Regions from separate parts of the Homo sapiens genome. Here region 2 is linked to region 1. A link is an interaction called in ENCODE POLR2A ChIA-PET data of the cell type or tissue named here. Cell type or tissue: A673. All regions are shown on one strand. Links, peaks and the distances in the headings refer to the core of each region. The heading gives the core; the rest is flanking DNA. Region 1 overlaps ATP9A (ATPase phospholipid transporting 9A (putative)). Region 2 holds the start of LINC01429 (long intergenic non-protein coding RNA 1429).

Region 1 (15,789 bases), core at 3,829-11,828:
CCTGGAACTCACATTCTGGTATAATCGCCTACCCTTTGAGTGTGTGCTGGACCTAGTGACTTGTCCCTAACAAACAGAATGGGCAAGAGTGAGGGGATGTCACATCTGAGATCAGGTTAGTAAAGACAGTGACTTCCATCTTGTTTGCCCTCTCCTGTTCCATCACCTGCTCTCTTTGTTGAAGCTAGTTGCCAGGCTGTGAGTGGCCCTATGGGAGAGGCCCACCTGCAAGGAATAGAGGGCGGCCTCTGGCCAACAGTTGGCAACAACCTGAGACCCTTAGTTCAACAGTCCAAAAGTAGCTGAATGTAGCCCACAACAACTGAGCTTGCTCACAAATGGATCCTGCCCTGGTCAAGTCTTGAGATGAGACCACAGCCCCAGCCAACATCTGAATTACGGCCAGTGGGAGGCCCTGAAGCAGAGGATGCAGTTCAGCCACACCAGCATCCCTGACCCACAGAAACCATTATATATTAAATGGGTGCTGCTTTAAGCAGCTGCATTTCAGGGTGGTTTGTTACACAGCCACCGATAACAAATACAGAGACCCACCTTACCATGCAAGGGGCTGCCTCTGCAGAACATGCTTCCAAGGCCTGGTTTAACTTCCTGCATCACACTTACCTCTTCCTCCAACCAGTCATTGTACTGCACAATGCCAGCCATGACCACATCTGCTCCCTTCATGTAAAACGTAATTTCTCCAGTTGATTCATCCTAGAGAGGGAGGCCGGAAGGAATGAGAAACTGAAAGGAACACCCTCTTTCAGCGGCAAAGCCCGCTTCCCATGACAGACAGTGTACAAAGTGCACTTAACAGACACCAATGTTTTTTCAGTTGGCTGAAGATGAAAAGCGAGAAGGGGCCTCATTTAGGGGCAAAGGCTACAGAAAGTAAAAGGAAAACTCAAAGCACTTGGAAGATTTTCAATGATGAAAGAAAGATCAAATGGATTTAAGACCTTTGTTTTGAAAGTTATTACTATTTCAACTGGAATAGACTCACATGCTATGATTTTAGATTTACACTTGGGACTGCAGATATCATCAAACTGTGGTCCACTGAAAGAATAGGGAAGATAAGGACTAGAACAGGGAGTCTCAACCTCGTCACTGTGAACATTTGGGGCCAGATAACTCTTTGCTCTGCAGGGCCCCTCCTGTGCACTGTACAATGTTGAGCAGCATCCCTGGCCCCTACGCACTAGATGCCAGTCATACACCCTCCATGGTGACAACCAGAATGTCTCTAGACTTTAGCAAATGTCTCCTGGGGGCAAACTGACTGTCTCAGCTGAGAATAATTCCAGATCCCTAAGTCTAACTAAGGACTTGCCTAGAGATCCAATTACCCAGAGTTTCAGTTCACCCTAACCAGATTTTCTGGGTAGTGGGTAGCACCATGGCACAGGCATCAAATGCTTGGACCAAGTACCAGTTTCTAGTTGTGTGCAGCTGGACAAGCTACTCCTCTTCCCTAAACCTCAGTTTTCTCATCTGTAAAACAGGAATCAAGCATGTAGCACAGAGACTGACACATGGAAAGGACCCCTCAGTGGTATAACTGCTGCTGGGATGAGAGTGATTTCCCAAGTCCCCCAGCCATACTGTACGTAGAGAACAAGGCTCAGCCCAGTACTCTCAACAGGGCAATGTGGCCCTCCAGGAGACATGTGGCAATGTCTGGAGACACTCTAGGTGTCACAACGCAGGCAATGTCCTACTAGCATCTGACGGGTGGAGGCCAGGGGTGCTGCTCACCCTCCTACATCACACAGGACGCCCCCAACCACCACCAGGAACTCCTCCAGCCCTAAAAGTCAACAGTGCTGAGACTGAGAAGTCCTAGCTCTGAGGAATGACGGCGCAGCCACAGATCCTTCCCCCATTTTCCCCCAATGATTCGCGTCACTGGGAGGTGGGAGGCAGTAAAGATAAGCAAGAAAACTGAGCATGGCCATCAATACCTTGTGCCTAAATTTTGCTACTCCAGGAAGCCCAGAATAAATGCCCGGAAAGTCTTCATTGAATATGGAACCGTGGAGACAAAAGTGACTGCATCTCAAGCTGGGTGTGGTGGCTCACGCCTGTAGTCCCAACACTTTGGGAGGCTCAGGTAGGTAGATCACCTGAGGTCAGGAGTTCGAGACCAGCCTAGCCAACATGGTGAGACCCTGTCTCTACTAAAATTACAAAATTAGCTGGGCGTGGTGGTGCATGCCTGTAATCCCAGCTACTCAGGAGGCAAGGCTGGAGAATCACTTAAACCTGGGAGGCGGAGGTTGCAATGAGCTGAGATTGCACCATTGCTCTCCAACCTGGGCAACAAGAGCGAAACTCCATCTTAAAAAAAAAGTGACTGCATCTCAGGTGCAAATGCGCCATGCTGACTTCTGATTAGCCCAGTCCCATGAACACCCCCGATTCCTACTTAATTCACCGTCCTTCACATAAGAACATGTCAACCTTGATGTTATCGCACAAATTACAGGTGATGAAACATACAGCTTTCTTGCCTCTCCTGGAAGGTGCCCGTAATTGTCCTGCTGGGGCACGCGGACCCTTTCCCTGTGGTATAAGCCCTGGGTCTAGGGAGTAACAGTATGGACATCCACCTGTTTTCCTGCCGCCCAAAACTACACTTCTGTCTGTTCGGCTCCCCCAAAAACCACGCTTCTATCTGTAAGTTTCCCCCAATAAAACACCCTTTAACGACAAACTGGATTTGCCTGCCTTGTTCTTTGGTTTCAGGCTCCTTTGGAGGCCACTTTGTCTATGCAGCCCTTTCATGGAACAGAAATATCCAAAATCAGATTAGTGGTAGAGTTTCCTCTTTTAGAATAACTTTCAAATGCCCCTTAATCACCAACAATCTTTTAGAACAACATGCTGACTCATAAGAGCACCCCCAGGCCAAGACAGGCACCCACGTTTAAAAGCGTTCAACTGCACACTTTATCTCTGATAGACTGTGGCTATGCCTGCTCTTGACGCAGGCCAAAGAGAGCTGTGGGGTCTGCACATTAAAGAATCAGAGGTTTTATTTTTTCCTTCCCCCCGACAACCAAAGGGTGCTCAACAACATGTGGCTGTAGGAAATGATGCTCCCAGCCCAGCTTCCTCACTAAGAAAAGGGCTTGAGTGAGTTCAGAAGTTCTGTCCAATATAAATACCGCATCAACGATCCCCTCCCATGAGTCACTTCCTCCCACGGAGTTCATCACAAGTTTATTTCGTTCCCATATTATGGCAAGATTACGCCATAAATTTACAGAGATCGGCCGGCTGTGTGGCATTGTTTGGGGGCCTCATCTTTTCCCACCGTGGTCTGCATCTGGCACCTGCTCAAAGGCCTCTTTTAGTCCAGCAATGACAGCGCTACGATGATCTACAGCCACGATCCAAACCCGTGGCTCCACGTGGGAAGGGGGAGAAGGCACTGGAACATCTTGTACGCCACAAAAACAAAACAGGGACACAACCTTCCTGCAAAAAGACATCACACGAGTCCTTCTCCAACCTTGCCTGATTTCTTAAGAGACAGACATTCACACAAGGAAATGGCCTTGCTTTGTGGGTGCAAGAAGGTGCCATCTTGCACTGTGCGTGCACTCACACATGTTTAAAAAAGAGACAGGGGAGACCCAAACTGGGGCTGTCCACAGTCACTAAACCAAGTCAAGAGAATTTTTCTTTTTTTTCTTATTCTTTTTTCTTTTTCTTTATTTTTTTGAGACAGGGTCTTGCTGTGTTGCCCAGGCTAGAGCGCAATGGCACAATCACGACTCACTACAGCCTCGACCTCCTGGACTCGAGTGACCTCAACCTGGACCTCCTGACCTCAACCTTCCCAGTAGCTGGGACTACAGGTGTGCACCACCATGCCCAGCTAATTTTTTTGCTTTTAGTAGAGGTGGAGTCTGGCAATGATGCCCAGGCTGGACTGAAACTCGTTGGCTCAAGTGATCCTCCTGCCTTGGCCTCCCAAAGTATTACAGGCAGGAGCCACCGTACCAAGCCTAGGAGAAGTTTTATAACTGAACTAAAACTTCCTCACATCAGATAACTGGACAGTCATTTGCATAGAGCATTTGGGTTATATGAACACATCATAACAGGGTTTCTCAGGCCCTTCCTCAGGTGGGGGCTGTCCTGTGCATTGCAGGATGCTGAGCGGCATCCCTGCTCTCCACCTATGACATGCCAGTAGCACTCTCAGCCTCTGGTTGTGACAACCACAAATGTTGCCAGACATTCTCGAATGCCCCCAGGATGAGAACCATCACATTAGAGGAGTGTGGTGAGGTTTGTGCCAAGGGGAGAACTAGTCCAAAAGCCCCAGAGGCCCAGTTCCACCAACCCAACCAAAGATAAAGAGGTCAGAAAATGAGAAAAAAATAGCAAAATAATACTTATTTCATTAAAGACAACCTCACCAAGATGGACATTCACAGCACTATTTTTAGTAGTCAAAACCAAGAAAAAAGCGAGGCGCAGTGGCTCACACCTGTAATTCCAGCACTTTGGGGGGCCGAGGCTGGTGGATCACCTGAGGTCAGGAGTTCGAGACCAGCCTGCCCAACATGGTGAAACCCCGTCTCTACTAAAAAATGCAAAAATGAGCCAGGCGTGGTGGCAGGTGCCTGTAATCCCAGCTACTCAGGAGGCTGAGGCAGGAGAATCACTTGAACCCAGGAGGCGGAGGTTGCAGTGAGCTGAGATTGCACCACTGCACTCCAGCCTGGATGACAGAGTGAGACTCCATCTCAAAAAACAAAAACAAAACAAAACAAAAAAACTGAAATTGAGAAACAGCCTAAGCAGCCAAAAAATAAGTTAATGAATGAAATAGTGGCACATTCTTTCAACAGAACGCTGCACATGCGTTAAAAATCATTAAAATCAGATTTTAATAATACGAAAAAATTCTCATCGTATACATATAGTTCAATGAGGGAGGAAGTTTAGGAAGCCTTCTATGGAGTTCAGTGATAATTTTACAAAAATGTGTGTGGATATTTACACTCGGATATGCTTAGAAAAGAGACTGAAAGGAAATCCCTTGAAAAGGTAAAAGGTCTTTTGTTGGGTGAAAATGGAGATGAACTGGTCAGGCACGGTGGCTCACGCCTGTAATCCCAGTACTTAGGGAGGTTGAAGCGGGAGGACAGCTTGAGGCCAGAAGTTTGAGACCAGCCTGTGCAACACAGAGAGACTTTGGCTCTACAAAAAATTTAAAACTTAGCTGGGTGTGGCAGTGCATACCTGTAGTCCCAGCTACTTAAGAGGCAGAGGCAGGAGGATCCCTTGAGTCCAGCAGGTCAAGGCTGCAATGAGCCATGTTCATACCACTGCACTCCAGCCTAGGTAACAGAGTGAGACTCTGTCTTGAGAAAGAAAGAAAAGAAGAGAAAAGAAAAAAAGGGAGGGAGGCAAAAAAAAGAAAGAAAGAAAGGACAGAAGAAGGGAAAGAGGGAGAGGGAGAGAGACAGAAAGAGGGAAGGAAGGGAGGGAGAAAGGAAGGAAGGAAGGAAAAGAGGGAGGGAGGGAGGAAGAAAGGGAGGGAGGGAGAGAGAGAGGGAGGGCAGTTTTGATCCCCCTCTTTACCTGTAACTTTTTGTTCTAAATGCCTTAACTGTGAATGTTTTTTAATAACCTGGGAAGGGGGGCATGCCAGGTTAAAACAAAAATAGATCTGCCCATCTGACAGCATCACAGACTCTAAGCACAGAGTCCCTGTTCTTCCTGCTGGAAGACACACGAGCCACATCTCAAAAAAATATAACATGTCCTTCACAACTAGCTGAAGAGTGGCGTATGCCATTCACTTCTTCTAGGATGGCTGACATTAGGGACTGCTCAATGATAAGTCAACCCTCAAATGACCCTAGCAGAGCCCACAGCCCTACGTCTTGAACAACTTCAGACTGGAACAAAATTAAAGTAATTCGATAGGAGATAATGACACTCATTCCCCAGGAAACACCCCACCCACAGGATCTATGCTGCTGCTTCCAGACCACAGATGTTCTTGACATCAGATGCACACTCAAGATACGGTTTAGAAGCCAGGGATCCAGCCAGGTGTGGACCAGTGGGAAAAGCAGCAGCTGTGTGGGAGAGAAAGCTCCCTCTCCACCCAAGAGTTGCCAAGGACACAGGTCCTGCAGAGTCTGAAAGAACCTATTGGCCTCTGGACATAAAAATCCCCTAACATAGGGCCGAGCGTGGCGGCTCACTTCTGTATCCCAGCACTTTGGGAGGCCGAGGTGGGTGGATCACCTGAGGTCGGGAGTTCGAGACCAGCCTGGCCAACATGGAGAAACCCCATCTCTACTAAAAATACGAAATTAGCCGGGCATGGTAGCACATGCCTGTAATCCCAGCTACTCGGGAGGCTGGGGTAGGAGAATCGCTTGGACCCCGGAGGCGAAGGTTGCAGTGAGCTGAGATCACGCCATTGCACTCCAGTCTGGGAAACAAAAACAAAACTCCATCTCAAAAAAAAAAAAAATCCCCTAACGTGTGATGTTTCAAAGCATATTCATGGTGTGCGTCTCTGGTTCCTCAATACAAGTGCTCAGTGCCACCTCCATCTCCTCCTGGGCAGGAAGTCTTCAAAGTGGCTCGCAATGCCCCCCACCTCCTGGTACTCATGCTGTGTGTCAGCCACCCCCCTGGAGTGGAGCTGGGCCTAGTGACTTGCTTCTGATAACAGCATGAGGCTGACGTGAGGGGAGGTCACCTCTGACAGTGGGTGACAGAAGACTGTGACTGCCATCTCATTCACTCTCACCTGCTCACTCTGAACAGGTAGCTGACAGGGGAGCTGACTACAGGGAGGCCCTCGTGGGAAGGCACTGAGGGTGGCCTCTGGCCAACAGCCAGGAAAGAACTAAGGCCCTCAGTCCAACAACCCACCCAGAGCCAAACTCTGCCAACAACACTGACGTCTGTATGTGGGTCCTACCACCATAGAATCTTAGACCCCTTGAGCCCAGGCTGTGAGAGACCCTGAGCCAGAGGACCCAGCCAAGCCTGCCACAGAAATTGTCCTGGCCACAAAAACCATCAGATAGCAAATAGAAAACAGAGCCCCCAGTTAGGTGTGGTGGCTCATGCCTGTAATCCCAGCACTTTGGGAGGTCGAGATGGGAGGATCATTTGAGCCCAGGAGTTTGAGATCAGCCTGGGCAATATGGTGAGACCCTATCTTCACTAAACGATAAGAATTAGCAGAGCATGGTGGTGTGCACCTGTAGTCCCAGCTACTTGGGAGGCTGAGGCAGGAAGGTTGCTTGAGCCTGGGAGGTCGAGGCTGCAGTGAGCCATGATTATGCCACCGCACTCCACCCTAGGCAACAGAGCAAGATGGACGGAAGGAAGGAAGGAAGGAAAAAGAGAAGAGAAAAGAAAAGAGAAAAGGAAGGAAACAGAGGAGGGGAGGAGGAAGGAAGGAAGGAAGGAAGGGAGGGAGGGAGGGAGGGAAAAAGGAAGGAAGGAGGAAGGGAGGGAGGGAGGGAGGAGGGGAGGGGAGGGGAGAGGACAGGAGGAACTTCCTTACTCCAGGGAAATACATTTTCTGGAGTAAGGGAATGCATTTCCCTGTAAGAAAGACACCAATGGATGTCTAAGACCATGAATAATACTGACCCCATATACACTATGTTTTTTCCTACACATACATACCTATGATAAAGTTTAATTTATGAATTAGGCACAGTAAGAAATTAACAACAATAACTTATAACAAAATAGAACACATAATATGCTGTAATAAAAGTAAATAAGACTTGCTTGAACGCAAGCACGGCAATACCACAACAGCCAATCTGAGGGTTCCTGAGTGACTAGCAAGCAGGCAGGTAGATGGCGTGAGTACACTAGACAGATGATTCATGTCCGGGAGGATGGAGTGGGATGGCATGAAATTCGTCACACTACTCACAATGGCACACAACTTAAAACTTATGAATTGCTTATTTCCGGAATTTTCCATTTCATATTTTTAGACTGCAGTTGACCATGGGTAACTGAACCTGCAGATAAGTGGGGATTACCATATTGCTGTTTTAAGCCACTAAATGTGGGGCAATCTGTTATGAAGCAATACGTAGTTAATATCCCACCCTAACATTACTGTGGGTCTTTTGTGAGCTTTTCGATGTCCCTCTCGTCACACCCCAGCCCTAACCCCCAAGTCCTGGCGTAGAGAGCTGGGAGCTGGAAGCCAGGCAGCCTGGAGTGAGTTCCAGCCCCACTAATTCCAGCTGTGTGAACTTGGACAGGTTTCCCAGCTCCCCTCAATTCCAGCTGTGTGAACTTGAACGGTTTCTGAGCCTCCTTCCACTTCAATTTTCTCCCCTGCCAAACATCAGTCCTAATGGTACCTACCTCACATGGTTATGTATTAAATGAGTTACTTCATGCAAATCACTTAGAACAGCCTCTGGCACACAATAAGCCCCTGGGCGGGGTAATCCCAACACTTTGGGAGGCCAAGGTGGGCGGATTGCTTGATGTCAGGAGTTCCAGACAAGCCTCGCCAACATGGCAAAACCCCGTCTCTACTAATAATACAAAAAATTAGCCGGGCATGGTGGCGCACGCCTGTAATCCCAGCTACTCGGGAGGCCGAGGCAAGAGAATTGCTTGAACTTGGGAGGTGGAGGTTGCAGTGAGCTGAGATGGCACCGCTGTACTCCAGCCTGAGTGACAGAGTGAAACTGTGTCTCAAAAAATAAATAAATGTTACTTGTCATTCCTGTCATTCTTCTTACTACTGCTGCTGCTAGTGGCTATTACCATTTCTACTACTATCCCAGAGCTGCCCATGGCACTAAAGCTACACGGTAAATGATCAAGGAGAAGAGTGGTGCAAAGATAGGAGGGCGAGAAAAAGCTGTGAGTTGTTTATTTTAAGTATCTTATTTGATAACTTCCCTAACATTAAAAAAAAAAAAAAAAAAAAAAAGACAACTGGCTATCACTGTTGAATCCTGCTCACTTCGGCACTGACTGTGAGTCTACCGTGTGCCAGGCAGGAAAGCTAGGCACAGGAGACACGGGAGGACCAAAAGGATCCTGGCCCCTGTTCTAACCCACAGGGAGAAGACAGGTGGTGACAAGCAAACCCGCAGGAAATCAAGAATTTCAGTGTGATGAATGCTACGGAAGAAGAACGAGATGCTGTAAGAGGTGGTCTGAATTCAAGGAACCTGTAAGGCTGAAGGAGAAGTTCACAAGCCAAGCCTTAGCTGAAAATTCTCCGCCAGCAGGCAGGGGGCAGGGCCATGTGCCCAACAACCTATGTTATCAATTTCTACTTCTACTTGTGCACTCTGTTTTTTTTTTTTTATTTCCAAAGGTTTTTGGGGAACACATGGTGTTTGGTTATATGAGTAAGTTTTTTAACAGTGATTTATGAGATTTTCGTGCACCCATCACCTGAGCAGTATACACTGAACCCAACTTGTAGTCTTTTATCCCTCACCGTCCTCCCACCCTTTCAGCCCCCTGACTCGCCAAAGTCCATTGTATTATTCTTAAGCCTTTGCTTCCTCATAGCTTAGCTCCCTCTTATGAGTGAGAACATACGACATTTGGCTTTCCATTCCTGAGTTATTTCACTTAGATAATAGTCCCCAATCCCATCCAGTTTGCAGCGAATGCCATTAATTCATTCCTTTCCATGGCTAAGTAGCATTTCATCATTTTATATATATATATATATATATATATATATATATATATATATATATATATATATCTCATAGTTCCTTTATCCACTTGTTGACTGATGAGTATTTGGGCTGGTTCCATATCTTTGCAATTGCAAATTGTGCTGCTATAAAAATGCATGTGCAAGTATCTCTTTCCTCCATGAGGCATGAAACACTTGGGTAGATCAGGGTGGAGAGGATTCTCATTTGTCAAGGAAAAAAAAAAAAAAAAGTCCAGAAAAGATGAAAGAGCCTTATTCCAAAGATCCTTAAGATCTGAAGGAGAGTTTTCTGCAACGAAGCTAAATGATGTGAGGAACCACCCCACTCCAACATAGGTGTGGGACTGAACCAAGGAATCGGTATTTTCAAAGCTCCCTGGGAAAAATCAGACAATCATGCAGACTGCAGAACAACCAGACCAAGTGGCATATGAACACCAGATTTTCCAGCCTCCCCACGACGGAAAGTGTGATCTCCGTGGGTAAAAAGAGAAAACAGAGGGATGGGCACAGTGGCTCACACCCGTAATTCCAGCACTTTGGGAGTCCCAGGCAGGAGAATCGGTTGAGGCCAGGAGTTTGAGACCAGCCTGGGCAGCACAGTGAAACCCTGTATCTATAAAAAATTAAAAAATGAGTCAGCCCTGGTTTTGCAAGCCTGTAGTCCTAGCTACTCGGGAGGCTGAGGTGGGAGGACTCTTATAAATACATTCTTTTAATAAGAATTTAAAAATTAAAAATTTTTAAAAGAGCCAGTAGAAAAACAACATATCAAATCCAATCAGACTCTTCAGACTGGCAAAATTTTTTAACGTGCCCGGCCACAAGGTTTCTTTTTTCATCATTTTGATGAAAATGTTTTGAAACATGAGGGAAGTGGTGGCTGAGCAACACTGTGAATGGACTAAATGCCACTGAAGTTTTCACTTTAAAATGATTATATTATGTGAATTTCACCTCAATAAAAAAATACATGTTCAATATTAAACAAAAGAGAATGAGAGATGTATTACCAAGAAATCCCCAATGGACGTTCTCTTTAACTTTCACTCCAGAACCAGGGACACCATAAGCGGATCAGAGTTACGGGGTGTGTCCAATGAATGAACTAATTTCCTTTCTGCTTAGGGAATTATATTCCCTTGTTAGTCTGGGTGACAGATACCACAGTAAAGAGGGTTAGAAAGAATGTCAACCCACAGGGACACACGCAGCACACCTGGGGTACTTAAGCACTTTAAGCCATGAATAAAAACGACTCACCCGCACGATGATGCCCATACGTTTGCTTTCATAGGTGAAAGGGAAGATCTGTAGGATGGTGAAGTTCAGGATCTGGTCGCCAGGGGTCCTCAGCTGCATGGAAGACTGGTCTCGGCCCACCAGGGTTAAGCCCACACTTTCCGTCCACTGTACCAGGGCCACCTAAACATAACACAGGGTCGAAGGTCAGATGCCCAGCCGAGAATCTGGGTTCACAGGCTGTGCTATGAACACAAAGGCAGAAGGGGGCTCAGAGACAGGGGAATCACAGTAGTCACTGCCCTTAGGGACGCCAAGTGCTCTGTGCTGGCCCATGACAGTGTCTGTTCCTCTGGGTCTATGAGGGCTCCCACACTGAAAGCTGCCCCTCTATAAGGCACAATTCATCTTTTCTAGGCTCAAAACAGGCTGCACACCAGAGGCATGGCGGAAAGAGATGGCACAGAATTAAGAGTGATTGTGACTGGGTGCAGTGGCTCAGGCCTGTAATCCCAGCACTTTGGGAGGCCGAGGTGGGTGGATCACCTGAGGTCAGGAGTTCGAGACCAGCCTGGCCAATATGGTGAAACCCCGTCTTTACTAAAAATACAAAAATTACCCAGGCATGGTGGCGGACACCTGTAATCCCAGCTACCCAGGAGGCTGAGGCAGGAGAATCGCTTGAACCCAGGAGGCAGAGATGCAGTGAGCTGAGATCACGCCATTGCACTCCAGCCTGGGTGACATAGCGAGACTCTGTCCCCGTCCCCACCCCACACCACCCCCACTCCGAAAAAAGGAGCAATTGGCACAATTACGGATCACTCCTGGAAGTATCTGCAACAAGCTAAACAATAAAAAAAAGAAGGAAGAGAATGCTGACTGACACAGCCCTTCGCCTTCAGGCTCTCCTTTCAGCCTCACACACTGCACTGGGGGAGTGTCTTCAGTGGTTCTCAACTGGGTGATTCTGTCCCCCAGGGGACCCGCGCCAACATCTGGGGGAATCTGTACTTGTCACAACTGGAAGGAGGTAATGCTGGTATCCAGTGGGCAGAGGCCAGGGATGCTACAAAACGTCCCGTAACACACAGGACATACCACACCAGAGACTGATCTGGCCCCAAATGTCAATAGTGCTGAGGTGGAGAACACGGGTCCACACAGAAGAGGAAACCAAGGCTCAGAGCAGTTAATGAAGTTGCCCAAGGTGACAGCGCTGGCATGTGGCAAAGCTAGGCCAGACTGGCACCTGGATCCGCCTGGTGTAAAGTTCCACAGCACACACTCTTCCCTTCCAAGAGTCATCGCACGGGTGTCAAGTCAGAACCTTCTCATGGCCTCAGCCAGACATACTCAGCTTAAGGTCAAAGGCATGAGGGTTGCAAACTCCAAGACAGGGGCCAGAGTGTTGATACAAATAGCAAAGAGGGCTGAGTGGGGGCTGTGGCAAGCAGGAGCCCAGCCCCAGCCAAAGGAGGCTGCTGCCACTATACACACAGGTGGCAGTTACTGCCCTGCAGGGACTAGGGCCAGGGTGGATGGAGCTTCCAGTTTCTCAAGAAAAAACAGAAATTTAGACTTCTCCCCGAGACGGCCTAACTTTTAAATGTAAGCAATTGGCCAGCTGCTGTGACTCACACTTTTAATCCCAGCACTTGGGGAGGTTGACGCAGGAGGATCACTTGAGCCCAGGAGTTTGAGACAAGCCTAGGTAACACAAGGAGACCCCATTTCTAAAAAAAAATTTTTTAATTATTAGGGTGGTGGCTCATGTCTGTAATCCCAGAACTTTGGGAGGCTGAGGCAGGCAGATCACCTGAGGTCAGGAGTTCGAGACTAGCCTGGTCAACATGGTGAAATCCAGTCTCTACTAAAAATACAAAAATTAGCCGGAGGTGGTGGCATGCGCCTGTAATCCCAGCTACTCAGGAGGCTGAGGGAGGCGAATCTCTTAAACCTGGAAGGTAGAAGTTGCAGTGAGTAGAGATCGCACCACCCCACTCCAGCCTGGACAACAGAGCGAGACTGTATCTCAAAAAAAAAATTATTATTAGGGTGGGGTGGTGCATGTGTGTCGTCTCAGTTACTCAAGAGGTTGAGGTGGGAGGATCACGATCTGGGAGGTGGAGGCTACAGTGAGCCATAATGGTGCCACACTACTCCCACCTGGACACAGAGTAAGACCCTGTCTCAAAAACATAATAATAGAGCCGGGCGCGGTGGCTCACACCTGTAATCTCAGCACTTTGGGAGGCTGAGGTGAGTGGATCACCTGAGGTCAGGAGTTCGAGACCAGCCTGGCCAACATAGTGAAACCCCATCTCTACTAAAAAAATAAAAATAAAAAAAATAAAAAATAAGCTGGGCGTGGTGGCAGGCGCCTGTAATCCCAGCTACCAGGGAGGCTGAGGCAGGAGAATCACTTGAACCCAGGAGGCAGAGGTTGCAGTGAGCCGAGGTCGCGCCATTGCACTCCAGTTTGGGCAACAAGAGCGAAACTCCATCTCAAAAAAAAAAAAAAAAAGATAAAAAACACTTCCAGTGGAGGTGATGCCTCCCAAGTACCCCTCTCCCTATCACCTACCTGCAGCCCCTGTCAACACCCTCCTAAAACCTGCCTCCCCTACTCCCCCTAAAGATTAAGCTTTATGAGAGGAAAGTGGGAGGGCCTTCCTTTTCTTCTTTCTTGATTTTTTGTAGACACTGTACCTTTGGACTTGGATGGGAATAAAGTGACAGCTTGTTTGGCATTGAAGTTGGAAGCCCTCCTGTATTCCTTTCCTGTTGTTGCTGTACCAAATTACTGTGCATCTGTTTTTTTTTGTTTGTTTTGTTTTGTTTTGTTTTCGTGATGGAGTCTCACTCTGTCACCTAGGCTGGAGTGCAGTGGTGCGATCTCGGCTCATTGCAACCTCCACCTCCCGGGTTCAAGCAATTCTCCTGCATCAGCCTCCCAAGTAGCTGGGATTACAGGCACCTGCCATCACATCTGCCTAATTTTTGTAATTTTAATAGAGATGGGATTTCACCATGTTGGCCAAATTGGTCTCAAACTCCTGATCTCAAGTGATCCACCTGCTTCAACCTCCCTCCCAAAGTGCTGGGATTACAGCCATGGGCCACCGCACCGGCCAGCATCTGTTTTAAAATGAAACAAATAGATTTTCTTACAGTTCTATAGATCAGGGGTGGACATGGGATGAGGGTCTCACTGAGACAGGATCAAGGTCGCTTGATCACCATTGCTGCATTGCTGCGGAGGCTCTAGGGGAGCACCTGTAGTCCCAGCTACTGGAGAGGCTGAGATGGGAAGATTGATTCAGCCTGGGAGGCAGAGGCTACAGTAAGCTGAAACCATGCCACTGCACTCTAGCCTGGGTGACTGAGTGAGACTCTGTCTCCAAAAAAAAAAAAAAAAAAAAAAAAAAAAAAAAAAAAAACCTGGCGTTCCTCTTGAGTTCCCATTCCTTTTACCAAGAGAGCTCTGCAGAAGCCACAAGGCAAAGGTATGCAGCTCTCCACCCCTAGTCCTTTCTTTCTCTGGAACCCCTGGATGTCATCTTAGCTGACCTGCTATACCCCGAAGAAGAGATCAAGCTGGAGCTCAAAACTGGGGTTCCAGTCCCCGCTCTGTCCCCAGCCCCCAGCCCCCACAGGCCTCTGCAAAATAAAGATCTTGGAGTAGATGACTATTTCTCATTTCTGCTCCAGCTCTGAAAATGTATCTTTATGCATCCTTAGTCTACTATGCTCAGATATCGAGTTCAGTTTCTGTTGCTTCTATTAACTAAATTTACATTAGCAAGAAATTATTTTTCAAGACTCTCCCTTATTTAAGTTCAAGTCATAATGAGTCAGCCAGCACTAACGAGCTTTGAGCTTTGACCAATGGAAGAAACTGTCATACTGACCTCTACCTTTCAAAGAAAGGACCAATCAAGTAGTGGGTTTTTCTGTTTTTATTTTGTGTTTTTTTAGTTTTAGTTTTTGGCTACTGGCCTGCCTAAGTCTTTGAAAACTCATTCACTTAGTTATTTGTTTAATTTAATGGCTATGCTATAGACTATGTTTATGTCCCCTAAAATTCATATGTTGAAACCTAATCCCCAATATGATAGCAGTTGGAGATGGGGCCTCTGGGAGGTGATTAAGTCCTGGGGGTGGGGTTCCTCATGAGTGGATGTGTGCCTTTATGAAAGAAACCCCAGAGAGGTCCCTCGCTCCTTCTGCTGCGAGAGACAGAGTGAAAAGAGGGCCTTTTATCAGCCAGGAAACAGGCCCTCACCAGACACCAAATCTGCCAGTATGCTGACACAGGACTTCCCAGCCTCCAGAACTAGGAGAAATAACTTCTGTTGTTTACAAGATACCCAGTTGATGGTATTTTGTTATAGCAGGCCATGTTATAGCAGGCCAAACAGACTAAGACACTCTAACTTTCAATATAGCCCTGTTTTGTCTGCTAACAATTGTCTTCCAAAGTTTAAAATTAACAAATCAGTAATGATTCGCATATATAAAATCATACCAGCCAGGTGCAGTAGCTCATGTCTGTAATCCCAGCACTTTGGGAGGCCGAGGCAGGAGGATCACCTGAGGTCAGGAGTTCAAGACCAGTCAGGTCAACATAGCGAAACCCCATCTCTACAAAAATACAAAAACTAGCCAGGCATGATGGCGGGTGCCTGTAATCCCAGCTACTCGGGAGTCTAAGGCAGGAGAATCGCGTGAACCCCAGAGGCAGAGGTTGCAGTGAGCTGGGATGGCGCCATTGCACTTCAGCCTGAGCAACAGAACAAGACTCTGCCTCAAAAATA
Region 2 (15,789 bases), core at 3,316-11,315, 220 kb after region 1:
TTCACCATATTGGCCAGGCTGGTCTCGAACTCCTGACCTCAGGTGATCCACCCGCCTCGGCCTCCCAAAGTGCTGGGATTACAGGAGTGAGCCACCACACCCAGCTTGCTCTTGTGATCTAAAGACCTCTAAAAACCACCAGTTGCAGATGCCAGTTAGTATGATGTAACAATTTGTAGCCATTTGTGAATTCTCTGTGTATATTTTATCACTTATTAAATTTTTATTTAATTTTTAGAGAGGAAGGGTCTCACTCTGTCACACAGACTAGAGTGCAGTGGGGTGATCATAGTTCATTGCAGTCTCAAACTCATAGGCTCAGGCAGCTTCTCACCTCTGCCTCCCAAGTAACTAGGACTACAGGCATGCACCACCACACCAAGCTAATTTTTCAATTTTTTGTAGAGACAGGGTTTTGTCATGTTGCGCAGGCTGGCCTCCAACTCCTGGCCTCAAGCCATCCTCCTGCCTTGGCCTCCCAACATGTTGGGATTACAGGCATGAGCCACTGCATCAGCCTCTGTCTATTTTTAAATTTGTTTTGGTAAGCCAGGATTTGATATTTTTCTTTGGTTCTTGCAAAGCTCTTGCGTCCTTGGATCTAGTACTGCAGCACCCTGTAAAAATATCCCTGAAAGTGTAGGCAAAGTCATGCTTGGTTTTGTGGTGGACGTGATCCCACTTGTTGTCTGGTTTCATTCACTATTTATCTCAAAGCGCATTTCTGATTTCTCTACTTCATTCTGTCCATTGTAGCCTGAGGAGGTGGAGGTGGGGCTCTGAAGATGGCTGAGAGGTGGGGACTGTGTCCAGGTGTGTCTAGTAATCTGAATATTTCTTAATCTTCCACTGTATGCAAATACTTTACTGAGCTACATGATAGGAAGAAATATAAAACAAAACCCCTTTAGAAGATTGCAAATGAATACTGTAGAGGAAGCTAGCAGGCATGTATAAGAAAAGATTCTTGACCTCAGGCATTATAAGAAAAATGCAAATATAATTAGTATATCTTTTTTTTCCTTATCAGATCAACAGATATCCAACCTTTTGATAATGCCGTCTTTGCAGGGTGTGGGGAATCAGGCTCTGACATACACTGCCAAGAGGGTGGGAGTTAAAAATGCTTTAGTCTCCTTGGGAGTATTTGGAAACATAAACTAAAATAGAAACTATACACGTTCCTTTTTTTTTTTCTTTTGAGACAGGGTCTCGCTCTATCGCCCAGGCTGGAGTGCAGTGGCACGATCAGCTCACTGCAACCTTCACCTCCTGGGTTCAAGTGATTCTCATGCCTCAGGCTCCAGAGTAGCTGGGGCTACAGGCGCGCGCCACCATGCCCAGCTAATTTTTTGTGTGTGTGTGTATTTTTATGAGAGACGGGGTTTCGCCATGTTGGCCAGGCTGGTCTTGAACTCTCAAGGGATCCACCTGCCTTGGCGTCTCAAAGTGCTGGGATTACAAGCATGAACCACCATGCCTGACTGAGATGTACATACTCTTTGACCTAACAATTATTCTACTGGAAATTTATCCTATAGACCCCCACTCAGGAATATATGATAAGTGATGTACGTATAAGGAAATACATTGCAACATTGTATGTAAAAGCTAAGTAATAGAAACAACCCAAATGTCCATTAGAGGAAGCTGTCAAAATAAGTTATGGTCATCTATGATATGGCATTGTATTTCTGCAGCTGGAGGCAGCTGTGTTTGAACTGACATTCTGTGAGAGATAGACTGAAATTAAAAACACAAGCTGGGGCCAGGTGCGGTGGCTCACGCCTGTAATCCCAGCATGGGAGGCTGAGGTGGTTGGATCACCTTGAGGTCAGGAGTTTGAGACCAGCCTGACCAACGTGGTGAAACCCCGTCTCTACTAAAAATATAAAAATAACCCGGGCGTGGTGGCACATGCCTGTAATCCCAGCTACTTGGGAGGCTGAGGCAGGAGAATAGCTTGAATCCGGAAGGCAGAGGTTGCAGTGAGCCAAGATCATGCCATTGCACTCTAGCCTGGGAGACAAGAGTGAAGAGTGAAACTTTGTCTCAAAAAAAGAAAGAAAAACACAAGCTGCCAGACTGTTTTGGATGCTACCAACTGAGTAGGAAAAAATATTAGGTTGAGCCATGTGAAAGTACCAATATGAGACCATTTTTGACATATAAACATGACAGTTTCATGTACTTCAATGTCATATATAGGTATGTAGGGTTTTTTTTTTTTTTTTTTTTACTTTTTATTTTGAAGCGAAGATTCACATTTTTTTTTGTTTTTCTTCTTCTTTTTTTTTTTTTTTTTTTTTGAGACGGAGTCTCGCTCTATCGCCCAGGCTGGAGTGCAGTGGTGTGACCTCAGCTCACTGCAAGCTCTGCCTCCCGGGTTCACGCCATTCTCCTGCCTCAGCCTCCCGAGTAGCTGGGACTACAGGCGCCCGCCACCACGCCTGGCTAATTTTTTGTACTTTTAGTAGAGACGGGGTTTCACCGTGTTAGCCAGGATGGTCTTGATCTCCTGACCTCGTGATCCACCCGCCTCAGCCTCACAAAGTGCTGGGCTTACAGGTGTGAGCCACCTCGCCGTGCCCGGCCTCATGTGTACTTTTAAGAAATAATAGATACTGTGTAAACTTTACCCAGTTCTCCTAATGGAAACCTCTTACAAAACTTTAGTACAGTATCATAACCAGGATGTTGACATTGATATATTCAAGATACAGAACATTTCCATTATCATAAAGATTCCTCATGTTATACTTTTATAGCCACACCCACTTCCCTCCAGGCCTAACCCCTCCTTCATTCCTGGCAACCACTAATCTGTTCTACATTTCTATAGTTTCGTCATTTCAAGAATGTTACATAAATGGAGTCATATAGTATATAATCTTTTGAGATCAGCTTTTTCTCTGTATTTATTTATTTTTTGAGATAGGGTCTCGCTCTGTCACTCAGACGGCAGTACAGTGGCACTATCTGGGCTCACTACAGCCTCCGACTCCTGAGCTCAATCAATCCTCCCACCTCAGCCTCCTGAGTAGCTGGGGCTATAGGTGTGTGCCACCATGCCCGGAGATTTTTTTTTTTTTTTTTTTTTTGAGACAGGGTCTCATTCTGTCACCCAGGCTGGAGTGCAGCGGTGCGATCTCGGCTCACTGCAACCTCTGCCTCCCGGGTTCAAGTGATTCTCCTGCCTCAGCCTCCCGAGTAGTTGGGATTACAGGCACCTGCCACTATGCCTGGCTAATTTTTGTATTTTTAGTAGAGACGGGGTTTCACCATGTTGGCCAGGCTGGTCTCAAATTCCTGACCTCAGGTGATCCGCCCATCTCAGCCTCCCAAAGTGCTGGGATTACAGGCGTGAGCCACTGCTCCCAGCTGAACACAGTTTTTATTTCTCTGTGATAAGTGCCCCGGAGCGCAACTGCTGGGTCATGTGGTACTGCATGTTTAGTTTTTTTTTTTTTAACAAACTGACAGTTTTCCAGAGTGGCTGTAACACGTGACATTACCTCCAGAAATGCATGGGTGCTATGTACAGAGTGGTAAAAAAAAATCTCTGTCGCCAAACCATCTGAACTCTAGTGAAAGTGGGGTGGGTGTGAACAAATGAACAAAATCTACATTGTATTAGACAAGGATAAGTGCTTTGGAGAGAATGAGGCAGCCAGTGGGGGTGGGGTCTGCAAGGGTCTGGATGGATCAACTGCAGTGGTGAAAAGGGAAGGCTTTGGAGGGAAAGTGACACCTGAAGATAGAATAAATGTGTTATTGTGGAATGCAATGCTGCTCCACTGCCCCCCCACACCTTTTTTTTTCAATGCCTTGAAAAGACTTAATCCAGACGAACTCTCTTCTCGCCTGCTTTCTTTTTTTTTTTTTGAGACAGAGTTTCGCTCTGTCACCCAAGCTGGAGTGCAGTGGCACAATCTCAGCTCACTGCAACCTCTGCCTCCTGGGTTCAAGTGATTATCCTGCCTCAGCCTCCTGAGTAACTGGGATTACAGGTGCATGCCACCACGCTCAGCTAATTTTTTGTATTTTTAGTAGAGACAGGGTTTCACCATGTTGGTCGGGCTGATCTTGAACTCCTGACCTGAAGTGATCCACCCGCCTTGGCCTCCCAAAGTGCTGGGATTACAGACATGAGCCACTGTGCCTGGCTTGATTTTAGATTCCCATCTGATGTTCTCTATAACTTTGATGACTCCCCAAACAAAGGCTCCCAAACACACTCTGAGGCTTATGGTAATGAATTTAAATAAGCCAGCGTGTGTACTGGGTGTAGCACATGTCCAGAAGCAGGAAACCCTCACTGTCCTCTATAAGCTGCTGTTCTGTCAGGAACATTGTGACAGCACTGCTGCTGATATTATCGTTTTCATATCCCAGAATGGGAATGGTTTCTTGCCATCCTCAGACAGAGTTGCCTCATCTTGATGACAGTGGTAGGATGAGTAATAATTATCTACCATTGTCTAACTTAGATATCAAGCACTTTGCACCAATTCTTATTGGGTGCTCAAAGAAACCTCAGGAGGAATATGCTATCAGTATAACTCCCTTTTTATAGCTAAGGCCACAAAGGCTCTGAGTGGCGAAGTGGTCCATGAGGGTCTCAGAGCAGTAATGGGGAAGAATGAGATTTTGAATCCTAAAGCACTAGAGGAAATGTTCTTCAACTATGCCTCAGAGGTGTCCTAGAAAATCAGACCGGAAGAGTATTCACCAAATTTAGTATTTGTGCTGCAACGATTGGAAATCCATAAGTAAAAGAATGAAAGTGGACTTTTCCCTCACACCATATGCAAAAATTAATTTGAAATGAATCAATAACCTAAACAGAAGAGCTAAAGCCATAACACTCTTAGGAGAAAACACAGGAGGAAATTTCCATGAACTTGGAATTGGCAATGGGTTCTTAGATATGAACACACAAAACATGAGCAACAAAATAAAAAATAAAGCACAAGGAACAAAAGGAAATAAATTGGACTTCATTAATTTCTTTTCTTTTTTTTTTTTGAGGCAGAGTCTTACTGCTGTCTCGGCTCACTACAACCTCTGTTCCCCAGGTTCAAGCAATTCTCCTGCCTCAGCCTCCCAAGTAGCTGAGAATACAGCTGTGCACCACCACACCCGGTTTCACCATGTTGGCCAGGGTGGTCTCAAACTCCTGACCTCAAGTGATTGTCCCACCTTGGCCTCCCAAAGTGCTGGGATTACAGAAGTGAGCCACCACACCCGGCCGGGACTTCATTAAATTTAAAAACTTTTGTACATCAAAGGACATTATCAAGGAAGGAAAAAGACAACTCACAGAATGGGAGAAAATATTCGCAAATCAATCATAAATCTGATAAGGGTCTGGGATCTAAATTTTTTTTGTAGCCACCACGCCTGGCTAATTTTTGTGTTTTTAGTAGAGATGGTGTTTCACTATGTTGGCCAGGCTGGTCTTGAACTCCTGATCTCAGGTGATCCAACCACTTCGGCCTCCCAAAGTGCTGGGATTACAGGTGTGAGCCACCACTCCCAGCCTGGGATCTAAAATTTGTAAGGCATTCTTGCAAAGCAACAACAAGACAAACAACTCAGTCAAAATATGGGCAAAGGACTTGAATAGATATTTTCTTCCAAAGAAGATGTACAAAAGGCCAGAAAGCACATGACAAGATGCTCAGCATCATTAGTCACTAGAGAATGCACTTCAAAATCACAAGGCATCATTTCACATCCACTAGGATGGTTATTATCAACAAAACCAAACAGAACACAAAAACCCAGGTTGGGTATGGTGGCTCATGCCTGTAATCCCAGCACTTTGGGAGGCCAAGGTGGTTGGATTACCTGAGGTCAGGAGTTCGAGACCAGTCTGGCCAACATGGCAAAACCCCATCTCTACTAAAACTACAAAAATTAGCCAGGCATGATGGCACACGCCTGTAATCCCAGCTACTCAGGAGGCTGAGGCAGGAGAATAGATTGAACCCGGGAGGCGGAGGTTGCAGTGAGCCAAGATTGCTCCACTGCACTCTTGCCTGTGCGACAGTGAGACTCCATCTCAAAAACAAACAAACAGGCCAGGCGCGGTGGCTCATGCCTATAATCCCAGCACTTTGGGAGGTCAAGGCAGGTGGATCACGAGGTCAGAAGATTGAGATCATCCTGGCGAACACGGTGAAACCCCGTCTGTACTAAAAATACAAAAATTAGCCTGGCTTGGTGGTACGCACCTCTAGTCCCAGCTACTCAGGAGGCTGAGGCAGGAGAATCACTTGAACCCAGGAGGCAGTGGTTATAGTGAGCCGAGATCGAGATCATGCTACTGCACTCCAGCCTGGGTGATACAGCAAGACTCCATCTCAAAAAAACAAAACAAAACAAAACAAAACAAAACAAAAAAACAAAAAATAAGAAAACAGGCATTCAAATACACGTACATACGTGTTCAGAGTAGCACTATACACAATAGCCAAAAGGTGTAAATATCCCAAATGTCCATCAACTGGTGAGTGCAGAAATGAGATGAAGTACTGTATAAGTTCTGTTGTACCACAGACAATTATTCAGCCATAAAATGGAATGAGATACTGATACGTGCTACAATGTGGATGAGCCTTGAAAACATTACAGTAAGTAAAAGAAGCCAGACACAAAAAGCCACATTTGATTTTGTTGATAAGAAATAGGAATCTGAATCTGTTCACTTTAACCAGAATAGGTAAGGCCATGGCGAGATGCCGATTGGCGGTTGCCAGGTCCTGGGGGCTAGGGTAGAACTGGGGAGCGACTGCCTACTGGCTACACGGTTTCCACTTGGGGTGATGAAAATGTTTCGGTGCTGGACAGAGGTGGTGATAACGCAATACTGTGAATATACCAACTGCTCCTGAATTGGTCACTTTAAAATGGTTAATTTTATGTTATGTGAATTTCATGTCAATTTTTTTTCTTTTTTCTTTTTTTTGAGACAGAGTTTCACACTTGTTGCCCAGGCTGGAGTGCAGTGGTGCAATCTCGGCTCACCACAACCTCCGCCTCCCGGGTTCAAGCGATTTTCCTGCCTCAGCCTCCCGAGTAGCTGGGATTACAGGCGTGCGCCACCACGCCCAGCTAATTTTGTATTTTTAGTAGAGACAGGGTTTCTCCATGTTGGTCAGGCTGGTCTCGAACTCCCGACCTTAGGTGATCTGCCCGCCTCGGCCTCCCAAAGTGCTGGGATTACAGGCGTGAGCCACCGCGCCCAGCTTCATGTCAATTTTTAAATTTCACGTTTGATTCCAGGGGTTGGGAGTTTGCTGCCCTTCATCATGGAGTTTGCTGCAGCCAGTGCAGGGGTGAAAAGGGAAGAGCAAAACAGGCAGATCTCGTTTAGGAGAGATACTGCAATTTATCTGATGCTGATCTTTTAAGTCACTTCTGGTGCCAAAGAGCACTGGACTTGGAGCCTGAAGAACTGAGACTTCCTGACATTTGGCCTTAAGCAAGCCTGAGCTTAGACTTCCTGAGCTTTTCCCGATGTTTTGTGTTGGGCAGCCCCATTTCCCTGGACAGCTGCAGGGATGGAGGGAAGTGATGCGTGTATGCATGTGGGCTTGTTCCTTCCTTCTCTATTCCACAGGCTGTCAGTGTACAGGTATGTTTGCACACAAGAAAGATGTTGGTCCTGGGGTCTCAGAGGCACCAAAGAACTGGCCAGCTTTGTCCAATTCATCCAAAATCCAGTCAGTGGCGTAAAGAGGAAGCCATCACACCAGGCCTTTGCCAACAAAGCAGACAGGCTGCCCAGCCCAGGAGCTGCCTACTCTTACTCGCCTGTTGGTTTGAGCAGATGCAGCCATGACAGCAGGGTTACAAAGGCCACCCCAGCCAGGCCACCACCCTCCACCAGGGCTCTGCCAGGATGGATTGAACCCTGGCCCTCATGTGTTACTTGATGACAGCAAGATACCTGATAAGAAACTGTTTGGATGTCACAGAGAACACATTTTAACAGCCCAGAGAGGTGGGATTATCACAGAGTGGTGTAAAAGAAGCAAAATTATTTCGGATAAACCATGAAGGAATTTTATTACCCAGTGCAGTTATAAATCAAGTTCTCTGTAAATGCAATAAAACAATTGTTTAGTCTGCATGATTCATACCACAAACCTCAGGATTCTTGGTTTTGATCTTATTGCCGCAATAAACTGTCTAGACAGCAATTAACAAACTGTTTTTCCTTCAGATGTTTGGAGTGCTGGTACAGCGGGAATCGGCACTTAGAAATTCAGGGGCTTCTTCCTGGCTCCTATTAATTATCAGGTTGGGTGAGTGGGAAAAGCCCAGAATCTTCTCAGAATTAGCCTTCTGGAAGTGTCCTTCCCCTGTGAATGTGCCACTTCACCACATAATATTCACTTATAACTGGCAGAAAATCCAAATATACAGATTTTCTTAAACCTTGGCCTGTCACTTTAGAGAGAAGTGAGCAGAATTAACTTTTTTTTTTTTTTTTTTTGGAGACAGTCTTGCTCTGTTGCCCAGGCTGGAGTACAATGGCATGATCTTGGCTCACTGCAACCTCCACCTCCCGAGTTCAAGTGATTCTCCTGTCTTAGCCTCCCAAGTAGCTGGGATTACAGGAATGCACCACCACGCCCTGCTAATTTTGTATTTTTAGTAGAAACAGGGTTTCATCATGTTGGTCAGGCTGGTCTCGAACTCCTGACTTCATGTGATCCACCTGCCTTGGCCTCCCAAAGTGCTGGGATTACAGGCATGAGCCACCATGCCATGCCTGGCCTAGCTTTTGTATATCCTTGGAGCAAAATTTATATACAGATAAGTCATTTCTTCATGTATTCATTCATTTATTCAGCATTAGGGTATAATAGTTTAGAACACTCACTCAGGAGTCTAATCGACTTTCGTGCCATTTCAGGTACGTGATTTCACCTTCCTGAAGTTTATTTTGCATATGTTGAAAGTCATGGAGGAAAATTAAATGAAATTATCTGTGTAAATTGCCTGGAACATAATAAGAGCTCAAAACTATTCACTATTATTGTCTATCATCCATGCATTCATCTGTCCATCCACGTATTCACCATCCCTCTATCTATCCATCCATCCACCCACCTATCCATCCATTCCTTCACCCTTCCTTTCTTCCTTCCTTCTATCATTTATTCACCTATCTGTCCATTCTTCCTTCTTTTCTTTCCTTCCTTCCAACATTTATCCATCCATCCATCCATCCATCTATGCATCCACCCACCCACCCACCCATCCTTCCATCCATCCCTCCATCTATCCCTCCATCTGTCCATTTATCTACACACTCACTCATTCATTCCTTCTTTGCCTGGTACTCTATGCCAGATTGTTGAGATTATAAAAACAAATAAGATATATCCCGACTTCATGGAGATCCCAGTTTAGCTGGAAAGACAGCATTAGGTCTCTGGCTGTAGGCAGCATCTGATCCTGAAGGAAATAGTGAGAGAAAACCTGGGGAAGTGTTTAGTTTCTGGTCTAGCCCTGGTGATTTAAGATGATATGTGAGACGCACTCACCTCCCAGGGCTCCTGATGGCTCAGAGCTCAGTGGATGAACATGGCTTCATCCACACAGTCAGTTACACGGTGAGACTACACATTTGGCAAATGCCCCAAACAAACAAACAAACAAACAAAATAATTTGGGTTCAAGGTAACAGTAAATCACACTCTTCAAACCTAAATATTCTTCTCTAGGCTTCTTCCCACCTTTTCTTCCCTTCTTTCTGCCAACTCCTTCTCCTCCATTTTGCGTCAGACACCATGTGCATTGGGAGGATGTTGCTAGGTCACAGTGGGGACACTTGCTCTATTTACAGAGAAAACAGGGCTCCTCAGATTCACAGGGTTTGCAAAGGAAAGCCCTCCCAGAAAGGAATTCCAGCCTTCCCTTCTGAGGCTGGTGCAGCAGGGCTGGGGGCTGCAGGAACAGACCAGAGAAAGTGACTCAGAATTCCCTTCGGCTACAGTACGATTGCGAGAACCATTTTAAGTATGAGCTGTGGCTCCCCTCTCCCTTTTTCCTCAGCCTCCAGGGAGCTGCCATTTAAAAAATCTTGGCCTGGCCAGGGGCGGTGGCTCATGCCTGTAATCCCAGCACTTTGGGAGGCTGAGGTGGGCGGATCACCTGAGGTCGGGAGTTTGAGACCAGCCTGACCCCTGACCAACATGGAGAAACCCCGTCTCTACTAAAAATACAAAATTAGCTGGAGGCTGAGGTAGGAGAATCGATTGAACTCGGGAGGCAGAGGTTGTGGTGAGCTGAGATCACGCCATTGCACTCCAGCCTGGGCAACAAGAGCAAAACTCCATCTCAAAAAAAAAAAAAAAAAAAAGAAAAGAAAGAAAGTAATCCATGTCTTTCTCACGTACCAACATCCAGATAGAAGCAGTCCAGGATGGGTAGAGCAGCTCCTTTGGTAGAACCCACCTCTATTGCGCTGCCATGCCTGGCACGTTGCTCCCATCCCCATGGTCCAAGGGTCCTCTCCTCCACATCCCCATCCAGCCAGCAGAAAGGGGAGACAATGAAGGGAAGGCACGCCCCAGAAGGATGTGCCTCCGAGGCCTCTCACATCACTGGAATGCTCTCCCCATAGCCTAGGATTTAGTCACGAGACCGCACAGGGGAGCTGAGCTCTTTGTTCTGGTTGGCCATGTGTCCACATCTATTACTACACAAAAGTGGGGATGGCCATGGAGGGAGAACCAGCAAATTCTTTCATACGCTCCTATGGCCTTGATCCATCCAGTGGGTACATTTCTGAGCCCCTCGCTTTCTCACTGCCTCTTCTGCTGGGAGCATGACTCCCGGGCTGCAGAAGGACAGGCTGGTGCATTGAGAGTCTTTAGGCTTTGCTTGAATTGCAAATGCTCTGGTTTTCTGGCAAGACGGAAGTAGGTCCCTGGGCAGAAGTGTCAGAAGACCTGGGGTTGCCTCTGAACGTCACTGTTTCTGGGTCTGAGACCTTGGACTCAGAAATGAAAAAAACCTCTGAACCTCAGTGAAATGGGGGAAAAAATAAATGACTTCCATAGAGTTATTGGGAGGACCAAACTGCATTACCAAATACATTCTGAAAAGGTGAAAGTTCTCCAAATGATTGTGTGTTTTATCATCTCCACCACCACCATTTTTCTTTTTCTTTTTTTTTTGAGACAGAGTCTTGCTCTGTTGCCCAGGCTGGAGTGCAGTAGCGCGATCTCGGCTCACTGCAAGCTCCACCTCCCGGGTTCACCCCATTCTCCTGCCTCAGCCTCCCGAGTAGCTGGGACTACAGGCACCCGCCTCCACGCCCGGCTAATTTTTGTATTTTTAGTAGAGACGGGGTTTCACCGTGTTAGCCAGGATGGTCTCGATCTCCTGACCTCGTGATCCACCTGCCTCGGCCTCCCAAAGTGCTGGGATTACAGGAGTGAGCCACCGCGCACGGCCCATTTTTCTTTTTTCTTAATGCATGTATGTAGCTGAATTTGTGTAAGTACAATGGATCCATGATGAGAGTCTATTTATTGAATTTTTTTTTTTTTTTCAGATGGAGTCTCACTCTGTCACCCAGGGTAGAGTGTAGTGGTGTGATCTTGGCTCACTGCAACTTCCGCCTCCTGGGCTCAAGTGGTTCTCCTGACTCCCAAGTAGCTGGGATTACAGGCACCCACCGCCACGCCAAGCTAATTCTTGTGTTTTTAGTAGAGATGGGGTTTCGCCATGTTGGCCAGGCCGGTCTCGAACTCATGACCTTAAGTGATCCGCCCGCCTCCCAAAGTGCTGGGATTACAGGCATGAGCCACTGCGCCTTGCCTAATTATAGAAATTGTATTTGGAGAGAAAAGTATACTCTTTCTCTAAGCATTTCTGACATTACATTCTTTCAAAGCAATGCGAACAACTTCTGAAGGTACTGGTCTGGGCTCCAAGCTCAGATCTGGGTGGCGGAAGATTCTATGAACAGGTCCTGGCCAGGTTTGGGGGAGGTCCATGAGCAGGTCTTCTCACCAGGAGCAATATCCCTAGGAAACCAACCCACAGAATAGAAATTGAAAGAGCAAAAAGGCTTCCTTTTCTAAGAAAGGCCATGATGTCTCCAGGAATAGCATAAATATCCCCTGCAGGGCTTATCCCAGAAAAGAACATTCAGAGGGGCCTCTGAGTTGCTCTGCACCCCCAGCAGATGCCCTGCTCCAAATGGTCTCTTGTGTCTCCAGCTCTCCACCCAGGCTCTACCTGGAAGGCTCTTCTCTGACTTGTCCTCACGCAGCCCCTTCAACTGAGCCACAGTGACGTCCCCCATAGGCATCCTGGTGAGTCCTGGTGGGGTATCGTAGAGGCTCAATGACCTTTAAAATGAGTTCAGGCCAGGCACGGTGGCTCCCACCTATAATCCCAGCACTTTGGGAGGCGAGGCAGGCGGATCACCTGAGGTCAGGAGTTCAAGACCAGCTTGACCAACATGGCATCTCTACTGAAAATACAGAAGTTAGCCGGGTGTGGTGGTACATACCTGTAATCCCAGCTACTCGGGAGGCTGAGGCAGGAGAATCACTTGAACCTGGGAGGCGGAGATTGCAGTGAGCCAAGACTGGCCACTACACTCCAGCCTGGGTTACAGAGCGAGACTCCGTCTCAAAGAAAAAAAGTCAGTTCAAACTTTGCGATTCAACAACTGGGTGACTCTCCGGAGTCAATGAATTCGCCAATCCATGGATACTGATGAGCTTGACCTGAGCTGCTTGGGAAGCTGAGCTGCAGTGAATACGATGCAGCAGATGGAGCCAACGCTGCAAAGCAGAGCCGCGGGCAACACGGAGTTCCCGGGACTCCCTCAAAATCCTCCCCTTTATCTACACTGGCTCCCGCAGACCCGCGGGCAACACAGAGAGTGCTTGGGACTCCCTCAAACTTCTCTCCTTTATCTACACTGGCTCCCACAACAGGATCTCAACCCTGGTTGTACTTGAGAATCAGCAGGGAAACTTCTAACAGTTCTGATGCCTGAGCCATGCCCACAGATCAATTATATCAGAAACCCCGTAGCTGGGACCTGGGCATAAGTATTTTAAAGCTCCCCAGGTGATTCCAAAGTCCAGCCAAGGTAGACATCCACTGCTCTGGGGACCTTGTCCATCCCACAGGTAGAAGGCCCCATCTGTGACCACTTTTCTGAGGTCCAGACTTGCCAATTTATTTTCTCAACATCACCATTTCAGTGCCTAAGAGACAACTCATCTTGCCAGAGTAAAGTGGATTGTCCCCTCCACACCTGCTTCTCTTCTCACCAGGGTCCCCCAGCTGTTTCAGGGCAAAAACTGAACACCTTCTGATTCTTTTCTTTGTCTCACAGCCCATAGCCAATTTTTTTGGAATTCTCAACAGCTATAATGTCAAAATATATCCCCATTCTAATCTCTGCTCCCCACCTCCCCTGCTAGCCTGGAGATCCCCTATTCTTCTTTTGAATCCTTCTAGTTTGGTCTCTGCCAACAGCTCATGTAAAATCTATGAAAAAATGAAGCTCCGGGTTGGGTGTGGTGGCTCATGTCTGTAATCTCAGAACTTGTTGTTGTCGTTGCTGTTGTTTTGAGACTGAGTCTTGTTCTGTCGCCCAGGCTGGAGTGCAGTGGTGAAATCTCGGCTCACTACAACCTCCACCTCCCAGGTTCAAGCAATTTTCCTGCCTCAGCCTCGTGAGTAGCTGAGACTACAGGCGCGTGCCACCACGCCCAGCTAATTTTTTCTTTTTTTTGTATGTTTAGTAGAAGCGAGGTTTTACCATGTTGGCCAGGCTGGTCTTGAACTACTGACCTCAAGTGATCTGCCTGCCTCGGCCTCCCAAAGTGCTGGGATTACAGGCGTGAGCCACCACACCCGGCCAATCCCAGTACTTTGGAAGGCTGAGGTGGGAGGATTGCTTGAGCCCAGGAGATGGAGGCTGCAGTGAGCCATGATTGTGCCACTGCACTCCAGCCTGGGCAACAGAGCAAAACCCTGTTTCCAGAAAACAAACAAGCCCAAAAACTCAGCATGAAAAGATGCTCAGCTCATTAGCCATTGGGGAAATTCAATTAAAACCAAAAGAAGGGCCGAGCACGGTGGCTCATACCTGTAATCCCAGCACTTTGGGAGGCTGATGTGGGTGAGTCACCTGAGGCCAGGAGTTCAAGACTAGCCTGGCCAACTTGATGAAACCCCATCTCTACTAAAAATAAAAAAATTAGCCGAGTGTGGTGATGCACGCCTGTAATCCCAGCTGCTCGGGAGGCTGAGGCAGGAGAATTGCTTGAACCTGGAAGACAGAGATTGCAGTGAGCCGAAATTCCACCACTGCACTCCAGCCTGGGTGAAAGAGCGAGACTCCATCTCAAAAAAAAAATAAAGATATGTTGAGATACACAAATACCATTGTGTTACAATTGTCCACATCATTCAAGGCAATAACATGTACGTGTTTGTAGCCTAGGAGCAATAGGCCATACCATATAGCCTAGGTGTGTAGACTCACTCCATAACGTACCCATAATAACGAAATGCCATAATGTACCAACAGGAGAACAGATGAACAAATTATAGTATGTTTATACAATGAAATACTACTCAGCAGCCGGGCACGGTGGCTCACGCCTGTAATCCCAGCACTTTGGGGGGCCGAGGTGGGCGGATCACGAGGTCAGGAGATCGAGACCATCCTGGCTAACACAGTGAAACCCTGTCTCTACTAAAAATACAAAAATTAGCCGGGCATGGTGGCGGGGCGCTTGTAGTCCCAGCTACTCGGGAGGCTGAGGCAGGAGAATGGCGTGAACCCAGGAGGCGGAGCTTGCAGTGAGCCGAGATCACGCCACTGCACTCCAGCCTGGGCGACAGAGCAAGACTCTGTCTCAAAAAGAAAAAAAAACCAAAAAACTACTATTCAGCATACAAGAAATGAATTACTGACGCAAGCAGCAACGTCAATAAATCTTATAGACATTCCTCTGAGCAAAAGAAGCTGGGTAAACTTTATGAATGCATTTATAAGAGGTTCTAGAAAAAAATGATTCAAGGGTGATATGTTAAAATATGGCTTCTAGCCAGTGGGATGGTCAGGGGTTTGACTGGATTGATTGAAAAGGAGCATGAGGGAGCCTTCTGGAGTGATGGAAATGATTTTTATCTTGTTTTGGGTGGTGATTACAGGTGTCCAAAGTTACTGAACTCACTTAAGAGCTGTAAGTCTTGGCTGGGCAGTAATCCCAGCACTTTGAGAGGCCGAGGTAGGTGGATCACCTGAGGTCAGGAGTTCAAGAGCAGCCTGGCCAACATGATGAAACCCTGTCTTTACTAAAAAAAAAAAAAAACTACAAAAATTAGCTGGGCATGGTGGTACGTGCCTGTAGTCCCAGCTACTTGGGAGGCTGAGGCAGGAGAATTGCTTGAACCTGGGAGGCGGAGGTTGCACGCTGCAGCCTGGGCCACAGAGCAAGACTCCATCTCAAAAAAAAAGAAAAAAAAAAGGAACTGTAAGTCTTACTGCATGTAAATCATACCTTAAAAAGTAATTTGGGGGCCAGGCGCGGTGGTGCATGACTATAATTCCAGAACTTTTGGAGGCCAAGGCAGGCAGATAACTTGAGACCAGGAATTTGAGACTGAGACTAGGCTGGGCAACATGGCAAAACTCTGTCTCTATAAAAAATACAAAAATTAGCTGGGTTTGGTGGTACACACCAGTAGTCCCAGCTACTTGGGAGGCTGAGGTGGGAGGAT

The links. Peaks named below come from ENCODE experiments on the same cell type or tissue, not always from the same donor. Only the 100,000 strongest peaks of a DNase experiment are listed, where the experiment ranks them.
Region 2: POLR2A ChIA-PET joins it to region 1 with 11 read pairs; 2 of 35 experiments call an interaction of 5 or more read pairs at or near these places.

What each region holds. Positions count from the first base shown.
Region 1 is chr20:51,628,353-51,644,141 of GRCh38, forward strand. ATP9A (ATPase phospholipid transporting 9A (putative)) reads right to left here. Exons shown (of 28, transcript NM_006045.3): 15 at 10,991-11,152; 16 at 628-720. Among named protein-coding and RNA genes, the nearest start is that of NFATC2, 94 kb to the left of the region's middle. RefSeq lists enhancers at 2,522-3,721, 10,918-11,212. In A673, for the core only: CTCF peaks have their summits at 7,815 and 11,055; DNase peaks (open chromatin) are centred at 5,999, 7,499, 7,999 and 11,069; H3K27ac peaks cover 5,929 bases.
Region 2 is chr20:51,852,349-51,868,137 of GRCh38, forward strand. LINC01429 (long intergenic non-protein coding RNA 1429) reads right to left here and starts at 10,565. Exons shown (of 3, transcript NR_110016.1): 1 at 10,477-10,565. RefSeq lists an enhancer at 10,054-10,620. In A673, for the core only: no CTCF peak of the experiment used is centred there; a DNase peak (open chromatin) is centred at 8,153.